Linked DNA regions of Homo sapiens: all the other regions are linked to region 2. Evidence: chromatin loops called from intact Hi-C (ENCODE). Cell type or tissue: PC-9. All regions are shown on one strand. Each heading gives the region's core, and the rest is flanking DNA. Links, peaks and the distances in the headings are about the cores only.

The links. Hi-C counts contacts between places; a loop is a spot of excess contacts. Peaks named below come from ENCODE experiments on the same cell type or tissue, not always from the same donor. Only the 100,000 strongest peaks of a DNase experiment are listed, where the experiment ranks them.
Region 1: a loop joins it to region 2, with 3 times the contacts of the local background. A loop is called at or near these places in 6 of 110 quality-filtered maps.
Region 3: it touches region 2 in a loop (7-fold over the local background); 26 of 110 quality-filtered maps call a loop at or near these places.

The regions. Positions count from the first base shown.
Region 1 is chr1:198,272,196-198,278,262 of GRCh38, reverse strand. NEK7 (NIMA related kinase 7) reads right to left here. Exons shown (of 10, transcript NM_133494.3): 6 at 194-302. Among named protein-coding and RNA genes, the nearest start is that of NEK7, 120 kb to the right of the region's middle. In PC-9, for the core only: no CTCF peak of the experiment used is centred there; no DNase peak of the experiment used is centred there.
Region 2 is chr1:198,462,525-198,468,591 of GRCh38, reverse strand. The region is part of intron 1 of LOC105371677 (a long non-coding RNA gene); the gene reads left to right. Among named protein-coding and RNA genes, the nearest start is that of ATP6V1G3, 75 kb to the left of the region's middle. In PC-9, for the core only: CTCF peaks have their summits at 2,648 and 2,849 (motif pointing right); a DNase peak (open chromatin) is centred at 3,071; H3K27ac peaks cover 501 bases.
Region 3 is chr1:197,922,481-197,928,547 of GRCh38, reverse strand. It overlaps LHX9 (LIM homeobox 9), which reads right to left. Exons shown (of 5, transcript NM_020204.3): 4 at 755-957. Among named protein-coding and RNA genes, the nearest start is that of LHX9, 8.1 kb to the right of the region's middle. In PC-9, for the core only: CTCF peaks have their summits at 3,607 and 3,811 (motif pointing right); no DNase peak of the experiment used is centred there.

The DNA.
Region 1 (6,067 bases), core at 1,371-5,370, 190 kb after region 2:
CAAGCAGATTAATTTACATTCTTATTTAAAACCTAGTAGTGCTTTATTTAAAGGTTTAACATTCTAGCATAATTATAATTTGAAAATAATTACCTGAAAAAGTATGGTATTATGTACTGACTTGAAGACATTTACTTTGAAGAACTTACATCATTTAAAACAAGATTAAAAGTACTTAATGATTTTATCTTACCTCTATGCATGACTCTTCGAGAATGCATGTGTTCCAATGCACTGCAAAGCTGAACAAAATACTTCCAAACAGTTCTTTCAGGAATTAGCCTCTTTTGCTTCTTAAAATGCTTTTTGAAAATTAAAAATAAGAACTATAAAAACTAAAATTTCTCAAGACTGGATTCTGGTAAGCAAAAATCCGTAAGTCAGAAAAACAGCTAATTTTATCTACCATTATCAACTAAAAAGCATATGATCTTTATACTGAAATTATTCCAATAATTTTATCTGACATAATGGCTTAAGTTTTTTTCCTATTATAACTAAGGTTAGCGGAAACTGTGTAACAGTACCTTTTTGTGATGTCCCACTATTTCAAAAAATTAACATCTATATAAAACAATTTCTTGTCTTAAAAGGAAGATGTCAAATTTGATTTTAAGAAGAGCCAGAATAAAAAAGTCTAGATACCAGTAGGTAATTATGTTCATTAAAAGACAATTCTTCTCCTGGCAGAAGGTTTCACTACAGAATTCCTTTTAAATATTGAACCACCCTGGTGATTTGAAATATCATAATTTATTAAAAATTAAACAAATAAAAGGAATTTATGTAGAAAGTTTTCATGAATATTTCTACTGCACAATGCAAGTCAAACTTGTACTTTGCTTTGAATGAATGAAACTAAACTCCATGGAAGAAAAACCTTACAGGAATGCCCAGGCAAAAAGCTGACAGCACCAATAGGCTACTTAGGAGAGGGGTCCTGGCACATAAGAGGGCAAATACTACAATAATTGTAAAACCAGAGGTACTTATTTATGCTCATTTTTTCTACAATAAATCTGCTAGAAGACTATACTAATAATATACTACTTCAAGGACAAAGTTCTTAGCTTCATAAGACTTACAAAGATTCAACACATAAAAATTATTTTTCAAAAACAAAATGCAACTGGTTTCCCATTTAACAATACCTATAAATGACCAACATGAATATTGCATTGTAATAGGTTTCCATAAAATTTTCTAATAATTTTAACTGTTTTAAAATATATATAGGTATTAAAATTTAAATATGTACTTTAATGCAATTTATCCAAAGACATTTTGAGAAGTCCAACTAAATTGATTTTTTGTTATTGAATATGGAGGAACTATACTTGAGAAAATTCTAAAACAGCTACCTTTCAGTTTTTACACCTGTGACCAGCTGAGGGCAGGCTGAATGGAAAAACAGTACAAGGAAATCTGCTGATATCCTTACTTCATACTTAGCAAAAAATTATATCTACTGTCTCATATGTACTCAAGGTATGTACCAAAAGATAAATCTTTAAGGAAAAGCTAATAATCTTAGTTTAATCTTTCTTATAACACATATTACAGAAATAAATTTATTAGCAATTTCAATAGTTATTATATCAGTAACATTACATCCCAAAGAATAAATAACAATTAGATGACCAGGTAATTAAAAAGCAAATCAGGGTCTTACTAAAATGTTAGAAACCTCCCATATCATGTTTCAATACTAAGTCTTTTTAATTGCAGACTGTGTCAACATCAGTTTTCATTCAAAGGGGGCAATGCTACAAAATCAGTTCTTTACACATAATTTTCTTTCAGACTTGGAATGAGTCCAAATAAACCCTGTATATGTGCTCTCCCTGATGCTGGATTAGCATATCAGAGGACTGTTTGATGTCAACAGGAAGATGGGGACCAGGTTTCTTTTCATTCAAAAATAAATATAACATATCATGTGTGTATCAGACCATGAAAACAAATTTTTATGCTTTAATACGGATTTTGAAATCATCATAATTATAATGTAGTTGGCAGTTTACTTTTTAAATACCATTATAAAAAAGAAATCAAATCTAAAAGAAAAGGCATAATTTAAAAATTGCCCCCAAATTGCACAATAGGGAAGACGTTACCGGACCAAGATAATCTGATTATTTTCATGTTTTTGTATTCTTTGAGACTGTAACTTACAAGTTAAACCTGATGACAAGAAGCTGAATTCAATATACTACTACTCAGAATGACCTGGTCTAAGAGTTAAGTATCCAAATTCGTTATAGGCCTTTAAAGAATGACATGAATTTGACTTTTTCACAAAATAAAGGCAGTTTCATTATGCCATTAGTATCTCTCATTATTTTTAATGTGTGTGTTTAAACATATGTGGTTTTTAAACCATTCCTTAAGTATAGGGTTTTGGGGGTTTGTTTTTTTTTGTTTTTTGAGAAAACCAACACTTAAAATGAGAAAAGCCTGTCTGTTCTGATGGTGGCACTGTTGGCTATCTCTTAAAAGAGGATGAACAGCAAAAAGGCAATGAAAATTCGAATTCTTTTTACTATGGGTAAAATGTATATTAGCACTACAAAGCAGGAACTTCCATAAAGCCAAAGAATTTAAAAAAAGAAAGGACAATCTTCTCTTAAAATTTATTCTAATAAACACATATCTTTTTAAAAGTTAATTATCTAGCCAAAGAGCATTATTGTTTGAAAATCCTGTTTCCCTTGAAAAAAGGCAGCCCTATATAAATGTTTAGCTCTGATTAAAAAAAAAAAAATCTAATGCCAACGTGTAAAAAGTAAAAATGTACATATATTTGTTATATAGTAAGTTTTTAATATAGCAATAAATAATGTAACCAATCCATCTAAAAGTTGGTATCAATATAAATATTTATAAGAAAATGAAAGAATATGTGACAGGGCGCTTTTACAATATTTATGCTATGAAATAGAATTGCAACTTTTTTATAGTTGAAAATAAAGTATCTGAAAATTTATGGGCAGGCAAAAATAAACACCCAGATATACCTGATCACTTGGACATAATTTTGTTTAGTCTTTTTTTTTTTTAAGTAGGCTAGTCTTTTCCCTATGCAAATCTTCAAATACTATTTACTTTAAAAGTAACTTTTCCACTTTTATCAAAATTATTCAAATAAATACTGGATATTATTCAAACAGAAAAATCAGATGTGACAAAAAGCTAATCAATTTACATATAAAAGTATGTATATACAAACATCAGATTATATTATTTCTGACTTATGTGTAAGAAGATTACCATCATTTCACTTAGGTGAAATTCAGCATATCTGGTAAAACCCATCTGCGTCACCACCTAAGTGATTTATATTAATATAAAAAGGGCTATAGCTGATCCAAGCTGTCTCCTTTCAAAGATTTTGGGAAAATAGTCACATCTTAATAGACACACTCTTTTTAAAATTATTCATCTCCAAACATCCCACTACAAATTAAATGACCAAGACCAAATCCAATTATATAGTGGACAGTGAATATCTAAGTATCATTTTTGAACTCCATTGAGTAACTTGGTTCCTGCATTCTAGACATTACAACTCCAAGTAGAATATACACTGCTTATTTCTGAGTTATATAATTCTAATATTCTTCCTCAAGAAATCTCAGGAAGAGCTTCAGTGATATTACCCAGCATAACCTCATCAACAGAGAAAGATAGAAAATGATCTTATTTTACAAAAAAATTACTATTCTCTGTGGCATATCAAAACATTTAAGCATAAAGTTTGACATGTTAATCTTTAAAAAAGAAAATTTCAGGCAAAATATCTGGAACTATCAGGGTCAGCTTCATGGGCAGGAAACCTGTGTTATGCAGGTCTGGCACTTGGGGTTTAAAGCTCTGTTACTGCCATCTTAAAAATTTTTAATTTTTAACAAAGGGACTTGCAATTGTGTAGCCAACCCAGGGAATCATACACTAAGCATCCTTTAGAAATGTACTGCTGTGGTTAAAAAAATAAAAAACAAACAAACAAAAAAATGCAATCCTGGTGTGCAAGGTGTTTTTGAAGAGGATTAGGAAAAATGTTAATTAAATGATGAGAAATAATGAAGTCATAAGAGAACTAGAATTACAGGCACCAGCTGCTCTCCATTTCTTCCAAGTATCTAGTAAGAGGAAGTAAGTGATTTATGTTAAATATAAGGAAGCATTTCCTGCTTGGAGTGTTGTCAAATGTTTAAATGTGCCACTAACACAATCCATATCCATCTTATAATAATAGACCTGATTATAAGGTTTGACAGTAACTGGTTGTGTGACCTTGAACAAGCCATTTAACCTTGATGGGTCTCAGCTTCCTCACTCTATTATAAACAGAGTTTGGAGATGATCTATGACGTCTCCACCACTTCTAAAATATAATCTGTGGGTCTACAGTCTTAGTTTCAAATAAAACAGAAATAATAAATGTCTGTTTGGCACATTTCATACTTAAAAATAATAGTTTCTTGGTATGCCTTATCCTTCATATATCCAATTAGTAAAAACAAAGCAACAACAAAAAAACCTCAGAGATCCCTATTGGTCCATTTAATACTATAAAAGGTCTTAACATGAGATGACAAGCAGTTAGAATTCTTTGTTATAAGTTTGTAATTAGGTCAAACATTTACCATCAGAGGGGATGTTAAGTTCTCAAACACAGCATTGTAATTATAATGCAATTTTATAAGACTATATTTTGTCGTGGTTATTTCAAAGAATTAAATTCACAGAGACTGGGTGATGAAAAAGATAGGATGCTTCTGGAAGTATAATGGACAGTTCTAAGTGTGATTTTTATCATTTATTAATCTTTCTATGGAAACATTTTTCTTTGGAAGGCATAATGAGGTATCAACAAACTAAACTTCACAAATATTTGCTATACATAATTGTGGGAAATTATATAAAATTAAAATTTTGGTATGTAACACTAATTTACAGTGCATAAGTATTTTCTCTTTTGGCACAATGAATACAATTCAGATATCTTAAGTTGCATTAGAAGGTGTAAAGTAGGATGGGCCTGACAGTCATGAGATCACTGAGAATACTTATCACTAGCATCTCATTTTATCTTCTTATCCAAGGTCTACTAGTCTTTGTCTTTTCCTGTAATGTTGGAAAATCTATTAAGAGTGCTAAGCTGTTTTTAGATTATAATAGAATATAAATATAATCAATTCATTCCCAAAAGTTAAAATGGTGCAAGTTATTAATGCAAGCCAAAAATATATTTCATCTTAGGGTAGAAAATGTGAAACAGAAAATATTTTTCATGAGCAATTACACCTTGAGGGAAAAAAACCTCTTAAATTATTTAGCAAACAAGAAAACTAAGTACCCATAAAGTCACAAAACTTCCCCAAAACAGTTGCCTCCTGAAAACTGGTACATCAATATCAAGGCAACTTATTTAGAATATTAAAAAACTAAAAGATCAACAATAAAAACACATGAATGCATCAGAATTACTAAAAAGAATGGTCCCTGCATTGCTGCCATGTGAATAATTCTTAAGAGAAGTTTCCACATTACTAAAACTGATAAGAAAATACTTGGAAATACTTAAAATGTTTTCTCTATTGCATCAGAGTACTAGTGATAGATAAAGTGAGATTAAAAAGAACAGTCAGTCAGTCTTCGAGGAGAAATAGAAGGTCACAAAGATAAACAGAAATATTTCCCTCTTTAATAAATTTTCTTGCTATGTTATACTAGACAACACTAAGAGAGTTGAAGAGATATTTTAATTTTCATAATGAACAAAGAAAACACAGCAGAACAGTAAAAGTATCTCAATTGAAATCTAAAGGAGAGAAATTAAGATGCTTAGCATAATGGTGTCTGTATCCCTTATCTTTACTTAAGTGTCTACAGTTACCAAAATTACTGCTCACGATGGTATTACATGGTTTACAAAAGGGAGCTTTATATCATTATCATCTTCAAATGTAAGGAGCAATAAGCTCCTTCAAAATTATCTTCAATTTTTTCCAAGCAAACAGAGTTCAAAGTTCGTACATCACCTTTTATTTATGCTCACAGA
Region 2 (6,067 bases), core at 1,096-5,095:
TTTTACTGTTTTCACCTTAATTTAATTTCAAAAAATCTTTTTATAAATGGCTAGTATGTTTTGTAAATTCATGCATTCAACAAATGACCATCCACAGATACTGCATGCAAGGCTCTGTGCTGTCCTCTAGATGATGCAGAGATGGTTGATTTCTGGAATCTACCCACAGATGCCAGATTTACAAGAGGATAATAAAGTTTAAACATGTTCAATACCAAAGATGGTTTTTGGTAATACCCTGCAAAAGTTTAGACAAGACAGAAGGCTGATATTTTCAGGAAAGCAAAAAATAAATAAATAAATAAAATAAAATAAAATTTAAAATAATTCATGCTTTTGTTCCAGAAACATCAAAAAACAGATTTCTTTATTAGCTCATTCTGAGTTGCAAATTTTTTCTGGATGATTTTTTTGTGGTTGCAGCTCACTTGGCATCAGCTCCCTTTTTCTGCCAGCACAGCCAAGGTATTCCACGCGTTCACTGTAAATGGAAGTTTATACTGTGCTGGTGGACTGAGATTCCAGGAAGGAGGGCCTCCATGACATGGACAGACCTAGCTTTGTGGCACAAAGCACAACAGCTAAGTCAAATGAAAGCTTACAGTGGATGATAAAAAATAAATTCAGTCAAACAAATATGTTCTCCTAACTGCTGTAGCAAACTTCTTTCTTTCTCCTGGCTGCCAGCTCTTTTCAAAGATGATTCCCAAAGGCTTTTTTCCTTTGTTTAGGTTTCGTATGGGGTAAATTAATTCATGATTTGTTGTTAAAAAACAGTAAAAACAAAGTAAAACACACACACACACACACAAACACACAAACACCTCTTTCCCTAGTCTTCCTCAAAATACCCACAGGAACCCACCCAATAGAATGGCCTGAAACAAAATACTTTTGTTCAAAGCCAGCAAGTCTGGCAAAGCTGCAAGCTCTGCCCATAGCTACCTGTATCATGGGTAGCTGCAGAGAAATATGCAAACTGGCAAACTGGGTACCTTTTACTGTTTTACAACAATATGTTTTATTGTTCTCTCGCTAAGTTCTTTGCCAAGGGCAAAGAGTACTGAAGTAGCTAGCAACAGCCCAGACACAGCTGTCAGCATGAGCCTTACCACTTCTGGCATTGCTTTTTTAGCCAAGAGGCACTGCAATTGCTTACCAATAAGTTGTGATGAGTTGATAATGCAAGTAGACTAGATCATAAATATTTTAGTATTTAAGCATGCTTTTTCATTTACGGTGACTTAGTGCTGCAATGGCAAAGGACTTTCCCCTAGGATAGGCAATTAGGGATAGGTGGAAATGCATATTAGAACATTTATGATAATGAGAAAACTACTTTTAATTGAGTACATTAAGGCTGATCTACAATGATTAAAGCAAAACTCTATTCAAAATGAAGCTTTATTATCACATTTTAAAACCTATACTATGAAACAATTTTTAACTGAAAAATATTTATAAAATACAACTTTGCATCTCTAGTAACATCAAAACCAAAGTGAATTATCTGAAATGAACAAGAATGGGTAGGAAAAAGAAATTGATTACATATGACTAGCAGCAATTGATATAAAGCTACTCAATACGTTAATGGATCTCTGTACTGAATTTTCATCCACTCTTTAGGAATTCTCATTTAGTGTTTGATACTTCTGAATATTGTATTTAAGGATATTTCATTAAGGCTGGATTGTTTACAACAGTCGTAATTATTGTCCCATTCTCTAGATAACTCTGACACCATGGGTGATGACGCTCTGTATGAAACTTTGCATAAGGCTTTCCCTGCTTGCCTCTCTTGCAGGCAGTGTGAGTGACCCTCTCTCCCTATGTATGCATTTAATTCTTCCTCCCCTTACACTCACTTCCTAACCCTACTCCTCTTCTTACTGTTTCAGATCTAAGCTCTCAAAAACCCCTAAGGAAAAAAAAAGGCAAAGGCACATGTAGCTTTGTCAGTGCATTGGAGGGTATGAGACAGGGTTTGAATGCTAATTCGGCTACCCACTCTAAAATGAGGCTAATGATACTGCACAGTGTGGTTGGGAGATGAAATAACACATGCAAGGGCTTTTAAAATTTTAATGTGCAGAGAAATAGAAAACATTATTCTATTTCAATTCTGAAGAAAAATATGTAAATATGTCACATTTTGTCCCTTGATCAGCAATGGTTCCAAATCAAGAGTGTCTTAACTATGCCTGTTTCCCTCATAAATTTTACATAAAGTTCTGAAAATATTGCCACCATTTTATAAAGGAATGGACGGCAATCAAGGCAGAAACTGTTTGGAAAATAGAGGTTTGTTTGTTTACTTGAGGTGGAAACAATTCTCTCATCTATGTGTTGTTTATTCTCTTCAGTGAACATTTTCCTCTTTGTATCTCGGTTCTAAAGCCTCTCTGAGAACGTATATTTCAAAAGCACATGAAATAAAATCACATCGATCCTCTGTTTTACTTCATCTTGTTTGGGTGGGAGGAGATTTAATTTATATATGGTTGTGATTTTCATCATCTATCTTATGAAGCACCGTTTGGTTTTATTTGTGGGTTAGTTTCATCCTTAATACTCTTAAAAATAAAAGGGATATATGTTTTTGGTTATGTTTTGGGGGTTCTTTTCAAGCTATACTTTAATCAATGACTTCTCACATCAGTAAATGTGATAAAACTTCAATACCCAATCAACTTGTAATAATCCAAAAAAGAAAATGCTAGCCTGGATCAGCTAGGTGACTCTTTTAAACATAGAATTGAAGATAATGTGTTAAAGCCAATGCCTGATTTAAGGTATCTCCACAGTTGCTCCGATAATTCTGTTTTGAAGCACTAGATGGCACTATGAATTCACTTAATTTGGAACCAAACTAGCCCATCCATAATTTCAAAGAGAAAAAAAGATGAGACTTTTCCTTAACTGATTTGATAGTCTGACACATATGCTTAAGGAAATGAATTTATATGATGTAACAGTTATTTCATTAAGTCTCAGTGAAAAAAAGCATTCTCTTTTGGCAAGGAAAATGTGACTGTTTCTACAAACACAAACCAGTCAAATCAGCACTCAAAATCTAGTCAGAGAAAAAAAGAAAGTCAGACATGCTTGTTGGGCAACTTGACTGCTTTTTGACTGACTTAAATATTTTCTTGACTACTTGACAGTCAAAACAGTCAAGCCAGTTTGTGTGTGTCAATACAGACTGTACTTTATATGTTACAAAGTGAATGTCTATGTTTGTTAGATTTCTTTCCTGCCATCTTTGTAGTCTGGCTGGTTAGCTCAGCTGGTTAAGGCAGTCTACTAATGAGGCCAAGGTCACTCTGGTTTCCATTCCTGCCTTGGGGGATATGTTCTCCTCACAGAGGGAAAGGCTGCTCTTTGGCTAGGAACTGCATTCTTCACTCTGGACAGCCATCTCACAAATGCCTGATCTTAAAAGATTACTGCATATGGAAGTCTACATGATCAGAATAAACACATCATTATAAGAAGATAAAAACAACTCAAATTGTATATTGTATTAACAGCAGAACCACGATGTCATTTTTCTAAAGAAAGGACTCAAGAGAGTCCTTCTAAAATCAGCTTCATTAACTAGCGAAATTCTATTTCTTGTCCATCCATTCAAATATTGTATATTGTCAAGAACTTGCTTAGGCAGAGAGCTAGCTACTGGAGAATAGAGTAAGGAATAGCCTGTATCACAATGACTTCACAATATAGTGAGGAAGATAAACAAGCAAACAAATATTAGATAATGTGATAAATACTACTATAAAGGTATATACATAAACTTCCAAGGAAGGGAAAATAAAGTCTAATTTCCAGGCAGTTATATGAGCTAGATCTCAAAGAACTGACATGAATTCAACTACAGTATATGGAAAAGGGAATTCCAGGTGAAGAAATAGTGTGTGAAGACAGAGAGATGTCTGAGTGGCATGTCTGCAAACAGAGAAGTGTTTCCTGTGCCTAGAATTTTGAGTATGTGGTAAGAAGTGGCAAGAGCTGAGCTGGTAAGATAAGAGATCTAAATAAAATCAAGGGAGTTTTCCATAACCTAAAAACTTTATGAAATCCAAAGTCTAAAATAAATATTCAGGAGTTCCTGCTAATAAAAACAATTGATTAAATAAGAAAATGGGGGGAGATTAGACACATCTTTTGTCCAAAGAATCCCAAATTATGCAGAAAAGTCACCCCACCCAAGAAGGTGGAGCATAACTCCTCACTCCATGTAAGTCATACGGTGACTTCCTTCTAAACGGCACAATTCAGAAAAAGTGGGGAGGAATAACTTTACCATAGACAAACTTGACAAACACACCTCAGCCAGGTGATCAAGGTTAACATTAATAGTGATAAGTCATTTTGATTGTACTTTATGGCTATGGTCTTCCTCCCCAAAACTCATAAACCCAACCTAACCATGATATCAGGCAAATCCCAACTGAGGTACATTGGACAAGATACCAGTACTCCTTAGCTAGGCATGATGGCACATGCCTTTGGTCCTAGCTACTCAGAAGGGTGAGGCAGGAGGATTGCTTAAGCTCAGGAGTTTGAGGCCAGTCTAAGGCAGTACATCAAGACCCCATTACTATGTAAAAAAAAAAAACAGATTTAAATATACTTATTTTTTTAAATGCAACTACATCTCAAAATTTTCATAGTCATCAAAAATTGTCACAGTCAAGTGGAACCTAAGAAAACATGACAGTTAACCTATATATGACAATCTGGATAGGATCCCAGAAAAGAAAAAAAGCAGTAAGTTAAAAACCAAGGAAATCTGAATAAAACAAGGACTTTACTTAATAATGTAGCAATATTCATTCATTAATTGTGACAAATGTACCATACCAATATATGATGTTGATAATAGGAGACACAGAGTATGAGATATATGAGACCTTCCTGTACTATCTTTACATTTTTTCTGCAAATATAAAGCTGTTCTAAAAAAATCTGAGTCAAAAATTGTCATTTTGAATAAAATTAACATACTATTTTTCAAAAAATACATCCAGACAATGGAATATTACTCTGCACTAAAAAGAAGTGAGCTATCAAGCCATAAAAAGACATAGAAGAAACTGAAATACATTACTAAGTGATAGGAGCCTATCTGAAAAGGCTATGTATGATTCCTACTATATGACATTCTGTAGAAAAAGCAAACTATGGACGACAAAAAGATCAGTAGTTGTCAGGGATTGGGGCAGGGAGGGAATGAATAGGCAGAGCACAGAGGATTTTAGGGCAGTGAAACTATTGTGTATGATACTACAACGGTGGATACCTGTCATTATGTATTTGTCCAAACTCATAGAATAGTCAACACCAAGATAAACTCTTACACATATTATGGACTTTTCGTGATAAAGGTGTGTCAATGTAGTTCATAAATTATAACAAATGTGTCACTCTGATGGGAGATAATGCTGAAGGCTATGCTTGTGTGTGGGTAACAGGCACATGGGAAATCTCTGCACATTTCTCTCAATTTTGCTATGAACCTAAAACTGCACCAGAGACAGGGAAGAAACATAATGAAAAGGAGAATTGTAAAGCTTCCAAGAGTGATTACTCTTTCTTCATGAGCCAACATGGCCCATTATACTTAATGAATATGAACAAGACAAACTCAGTTCACATATTTCCAGATGATGAAATGAAGGTTCAGAACCATTGCTTCCACAGTTGTGGCAGTGGCAGAGGAACAGTGGCCTCAGGGCCTGTACTGCAAAATGTATTCCCTGTACATTGTGTTCTATGCGAATGGTGTCCCTTGGAGTTGTACCATCTGGTAGAATTGCAGAGGTCATACCAAATCCAGATCTTTTGAATTCTAATTCTGTTTACTTGTTCCTCATTAGGGACAACTGGATAAGAACTAAAAATATGTGGGAGTGTTCTGACACCCATGCATTCAGTGACATATTTTATTATTGCAAAAAAGCATTTTTTTTCTAGATTCTTTTTTGCTCACTCTGCAACTTACACTGGAAGTAAGAATACCATCAGTGCACCACCCAAGGGCAAAATCATGATGCATTTC
Region 3 (6,067 bases), core at 1,371-5,370, 540 kb after region 2:
TGAGCCCAACACACGGTATATATTCTTCACATAGAAAAAACTCCCAGGGCCACAGACCTCGAACAGCCTGAAACTGTTTAGCAGAATTTAAAATGCCTGCTATTTGTCACCAAGAAGTGAGAGAAGATCACAGGTGACTCACAGCAACCTATCATAATTTCATTAGTTATATGTTCTTGCCATGATGAGTTTAGGAAATCAATTGGACAGCAGAACTAACTTCCAATATTTTGTTTCTAATTATGGTTTGTTAAGGCAGGAAAATACTTGCTCCAATTGGTTGCTGAAACACTAACCATACTTTTGGCTTTTCAGGAGTGGAAAAAAGGTTCCACCTGAATTTGGAAGGTGAGTGAGGCTGCCAAAAGTTTGCCGAGTTAAGGCAGTGCCAACAGGTCCCTCTCAAGTCCGTGCACTGAGCATAATATTAATGGAAATCGATAAAGCCACGGCCTGTGCAAATAACATCACTCGCATTTGCACAGCAGTGAGACAAGCTGTGCTGCCTTTGGAGGGCCCATCTCCACATATGTAGAGAGAATGTGGCTGTATTTAAAAAGACCCTGGGTCTCTGTTTGGGAACCCTCCAGGAAGCCCCTGCAAAATCTCAGAACACCCTCTAGGGAGATAGCTAAGATAAACTAGTAAGAAGCAATATAGGAAATATCTGCGTCACTCTAACCAGGGAAGAGCACTATTTTTACTGGGAAGGGGAAGGGAAATGTATGCACAGTCAATGATGCATGTGTCTTACCTGCAAAACTCTTTTGGTCAGACCTGTTTTCTGGGCAAGCTGCTTGAGGTCCTTGGCATCCGGGTTGTGGTTGATGGCAAAGTAGGATTTCATGGTCCGGAGCTGGTGATGCTTGAAAGAGGTTCGCATGCGCTTGGTCTTCTGCGAGGGTGGATAAGGCTGCTGGTCCCGGTCCAAGTGGTCTGCCTCATTCTCATTACAACCTGTTGCAGTAACAGTGAACAAACAACTGCTCAGTGGAAATTCTTGCATTAGCTGACATGATGGCAGGCTGTATGACACTGCTATGGTAATAAAGCAGCAGTGAAAAAGGTTGTCAACCCAATTATGAGTAGTATCTAGACAAAAAGAAAGAAGATAATTGCTAAAGTAAGCTGAACTCTTCTGTTAATGTAGACACAACCAAAGTTTATGCAATAGAAAAATATTGGTTAAATCCTCTCTTTTGTTTAATGGTTGCTAGAAGAATTTGAGAATATGAACAAACCCTAAGTAGTAAGGTGGGAGTGAGAGAGACCTACGAGAGTGAGAAGAAGAAACCCTTTTCTAATATAGTTATTTGTACCAGCTCCCCACTGCCCACACTCACAGTGTTTTAAGACTCTACCTTTTGTCTATATTTCTGGAATGAGACACACTGTCTGAAGGTATTGCTTTTTGTCATGAGACGTAGAGAAACAAGTATTACTACTCCCTCAAGTCTGAAAGTTTCTGAGAGCCCACCAACTAAGGAAGCATCTAGGTCAATTCTAAGGGTTAGCCTTTTCTCATATTCCTAGAGCTCCGTCAGTCAGGAAAAAGTTAGAAAAGGCTGAAAAAGGAGGAGAAGTTAGAAATTCAAAATTTGTGAATTTCTTATGTAAACATAAGAATATTATTTGTTTCAGCTTTTAGCTATGACTGGTTAACACAGGGCTATACCAGAAAGAAAATATTTTTCCCCTGGAGTGATTTTAATAAATATTTCTGAAAGAGAATGAGCCCAGACTTCCCTTCACACGGTTCACGCCTGAAGCGCTCCCCACAGCTCACAGTTGAGAGATACTGATGGTGCTTATTTCTAGGCTCAGATCTTAGTCCCTTTTGCTCCAGATGTGTGTGAGTGGGATGTGAGCTGTGCCCCTGGCTGGCCTGGCAGAGAGAGGGCGGCATTTTCTCTTCCCTTACAAAGACTTTCTTAGCACCAAGGGCAAAACAACCCAGTCTTTGAAACCAGCCAGAAAGTCATTATCCCCAGGATGTAAAGCTACACTTTTAAAGGGTCATTTCCAAGAATCTACTGGCTCTGCATAGGAAATACAATTGTAAAATGAAAACATTTTGTGAAATATTTACACAACCAACTTCAGCCAACTTCACAAATTAAAGAGCATGGTAATTTTTTTTCTTTAAATTCTTCCTTCAGATAGTTATATAAATTTAGATCTGATCATCCTGCCTTGTACTGCTTTATAATAGAAAATCTAAAACCAACCTGATCATGTCATTCCAGGGAGAAAGAAACCTGAATCTTAAAAAAGGGAGGCATCCCTTAATGTGAGCTCTTCCAATCTGCTTAATAAAATGTTCTGCTTAATACAATGTTATCTGCCTGCTAGGCTCTGTTTAGAATTACTTTTTAAAAAATATTCAGCAAATCAGCATATTTACAGAAATACAGAAGTTTTGTAGTCATCACCCAAGAAGGCAGCCACATATAAAACTCACTTAACAAGAAATTCTTCCTAATGTAAAAAGACTAGACACAAACAAATGTCTCCTTTGTTTGTATTTCCATAAGACGCATAAGTAGGAGGACACACTTGGCAAAAGAACAGGTGAGTTCATTGAGGGAACTGACTATACCATATTCAACTTTGAATTGATTCCCTGAGTCAAACACAGGGGTAGGAGCTCAAGAAGCATTCAATCAAGATGTTGGGCCCTTTGTTCATCAGTAAATTACAAGTGAGTATTAATGCGAAATTAAATCAACTTGAAGTGGAATCCAAGTCAGATATATACATTCGAATGTAAAACATAGGCTTCCTAAACTCCACCAGAAAGGCTACCATATGTCCAGAGATAACAGAAAGAGTATGCATTACATTTTATCCTATTTTGGCCCAGTGGGGATATGTCAAGTTCAAATATTCTACAGAATTGCACTTTCATATCCTCAAATGGATGAAACAGCATCTCTATGACCTACTATAAAACTATACTTATCTCCAGTAAACTCAGCCATATTTCATAACCAGATTATAAATATACCCACAAAAAATAGTCAAAGGGGCACATGTTAGTCATCGGAGGGTTCTTCAACTCAGATTTCTTTCCTATCATATGTAACATGTAACCTTTCCTGAACAATACATCAAATTGAATTTCACACTTGGGACAGAGGACTTGGTGTTTAAATAATGCCCTTGGCCATCTTTCCCCCACTCCACACCAAGGTAATATATAGAAATGAATATGATTCCCAACCTGACTATATAATCATTAGTTCTTAAAATGAAATTTATGAAAAATAATTGTAGTAAGATTTAATGAAATGGCTTCCCTTAAAACGCATTCTATATCCATTATTGCTGATTAAAAACTCAGCAGAGCCTTTTAGTGTGTAAAATACAGTTATAGGCCCTGTTTCCACATAAAATACACAATCCAATATGTAAGGAGATAGCTCGTTGGGTCTTTATTAAACAGATATTACTATATATGATTTTCCTGTGACTGTTATCTCATATTATGCAACTTAATAGAGAAAGCTATTTCTTCTACAGAGTAACAGTGCATTATCTGATATTATTTATGTTTAACTACACATGCATTATATAAACTTGCAAATGACTGTTTCTCCAAGGCCTATTGCTAAAGCTGTAGGGGATTCCCCCACTCCCCGAATTATGAGATGAAATGATAACTCTTAAAACTGTCTTAAATATCTACCTGTCAGTTCACATCCAGTATTATAAGTTAATGAGAAGATCTAAGTATTTTATTTCCAGTCACTTATGCGATGGGCACCCATCCTAAAGTGAGTGTCGCTGTGAAGGTATGTAACCTTCTGAGAATGAAGTGATCCCTGGAAGACCACTAGGGGTCAGTGCCAGGCTAATTTAACCACCAGGAGCCTTAAAAGTTTGGATAGGAAGAAAGGGCTTAAGGAAAGGATATTTTGAGAAGTGGCAAAAGTTTAATCTCTCAATTAATGTTTAAATTACACAAATAAGAGCTTCCTATCCTAAACTAAATCTTCTTCTCATCCCTAGAGGGCTTTATTTCAAGCTAGCATTTCAGGTAAACTTTCCATGTCTCTTTCTAAAATATTTGCCTGATTAATTTGCACAGAGGTATAAACAAAACTAGGGACATTCTCATTAAAAGGCATTTGCCCTATCAAGCACTAGCTGGCCTTTGCCAAGTTTCACATCTTCTCTGAGATTCTTTGAATCACAAACATGTTTTCTGCACATTTTGAAAACATATTGTGTAAATTATACTTAGTTTAGTATCAACCTTACCCTTTATGAGACTTGTTTACATTTAATGTTTACATTTAATGAAAGATAGCAAGACAAAATCCAAAGAAGGCTAAAATAACGAGTTAAAACTGGATTTATTTTATTTTTTTACATTTTAACGCGTGTTTAATTTGCTGAAGGGTTTCTTTCCCTAGTTTTGGAACAAAGTGGCATCAGATTCGCAAGCACTGTTTTAAATGATGGCCTGATTTCTGGTCAGGCATCTTCAAACCAATTCCCATAGATAATTTTAACCTGATCTTTAAAATATATATACTATTGAATAGTATCTCTGGGAAAAGTCCAGAAAGGATGGAGTAGATGTTAACTAAGAGGCATCCAGTTTGTAGTGGTGCGAGGTACAAACTCTTCGGGCTAAGGGGGCCTAAGCAATTTTTCCCTCCTTTGGGACCAAGACAAAAGCGACCTTCTCCACAACAACTTGTAGCAGCATTAATCTGCAAACTAAAGACCTAAGTGGCTCAGAAGGATTCTTTTATTCTTCTTAAAAATAAATTTGTACTCTCTAGTTATTTTCAGAGAAGTAAAAGAATCTAAATTCTACTGTTCTTAAAGCTCCTTGGATCTAACATGAAGATCCAAGGCGAAATCAAATTTAGCAAATTAGATTAAATAAACAATCAAAAAGTCAGGCTTGCCTACTATTTGGCTAGAAATCTTCACCCTTCTGGACTTTATCCGGGCTGAGAGATCCTTTCTTTCAAAAAAAAACTCACTAGTTTATGTATGAGTGGCTTGCTTTCTCTCTCTCTCTCTCTCTCTCTCTCTGGGAATTAGGGCCTTGGTGAGTGGCTTGAGATTCCAATGTCACCTTCTATTAATAAAGAACAATTAGTGCCCTGCCTGCCCTGCCCCGGGGACCACGCATCAAAGAAGATGAAGTAAGCATGCTGGGCAAAGTGGCCCCTAACCAAATCTCCTGCCCCAGCACAGCAGGGGCCAGTGTGAGGGCATGGCCACTACTGAGGGTTGCCAAAACCCGGGGCTTCGCCCGCTGCCCTCACACAGATTGACCGACCCTGGTGAGATTTGCAGTGAGCCGGCAGGTCCTTTTCTTTTCGTCCAGCAGCCCTGGTATGAACCCCCTAGGGACAAGTGCTGCCGCACAGTGTTCCTCATTGCTCCCCATTCTCCCTGCAAGGCCACCCGCTGTGCTTGCCCATAAAGGATTCTCCTCTTCAGTTAGATCAGTCGGTAGAGAACCCCAGGAGAGAGCCCAACGGAGGTCTGAGAGAGCGGCCACTCATCCTGTGTGGGTTCCCCTGAAAACTCTAAACTCAGAGCAGGACTCTTAGCTTCACATTCACACTGGCTGTGTGATCTTGGGCAAATCACTTAACTGGCTGGACACTGTTCTTTACCATTGACTAGCAATGTCAGGCACCATACCAGGCCCTGGGAACTGGAAGAGAAAAACAGGCAAGATCCCATGCTCTGAGATGCCCATGCTTGGTATCTGGGGGCATTCATAGTAATAGAGTGGGGTTGCCATAATAAGGTCCTCAAGGTTCCTTCCAACAGAATGGTCTCCCCTGTCCTGAGTCTGCTGAGATTCTCAGCCACATGTGGGCCAGGGCACTGAAAGCCAAAGCAGTTAAGGTCCTTAGGCTCCCCAAAAGTGCGCCAGGGCTTTCTACAACCTCTTTTTTTCCAGTGATTGGGACTCACAAGAATAGCTTCTGTTCTGCTCAGAGTTAGATTATCATCTGCAGAGCCGATCACCATCCTCACCTGGAGGATGGGGAGTGGGGGCAGGCTACCAACAATGGGAAACTGCTGCATG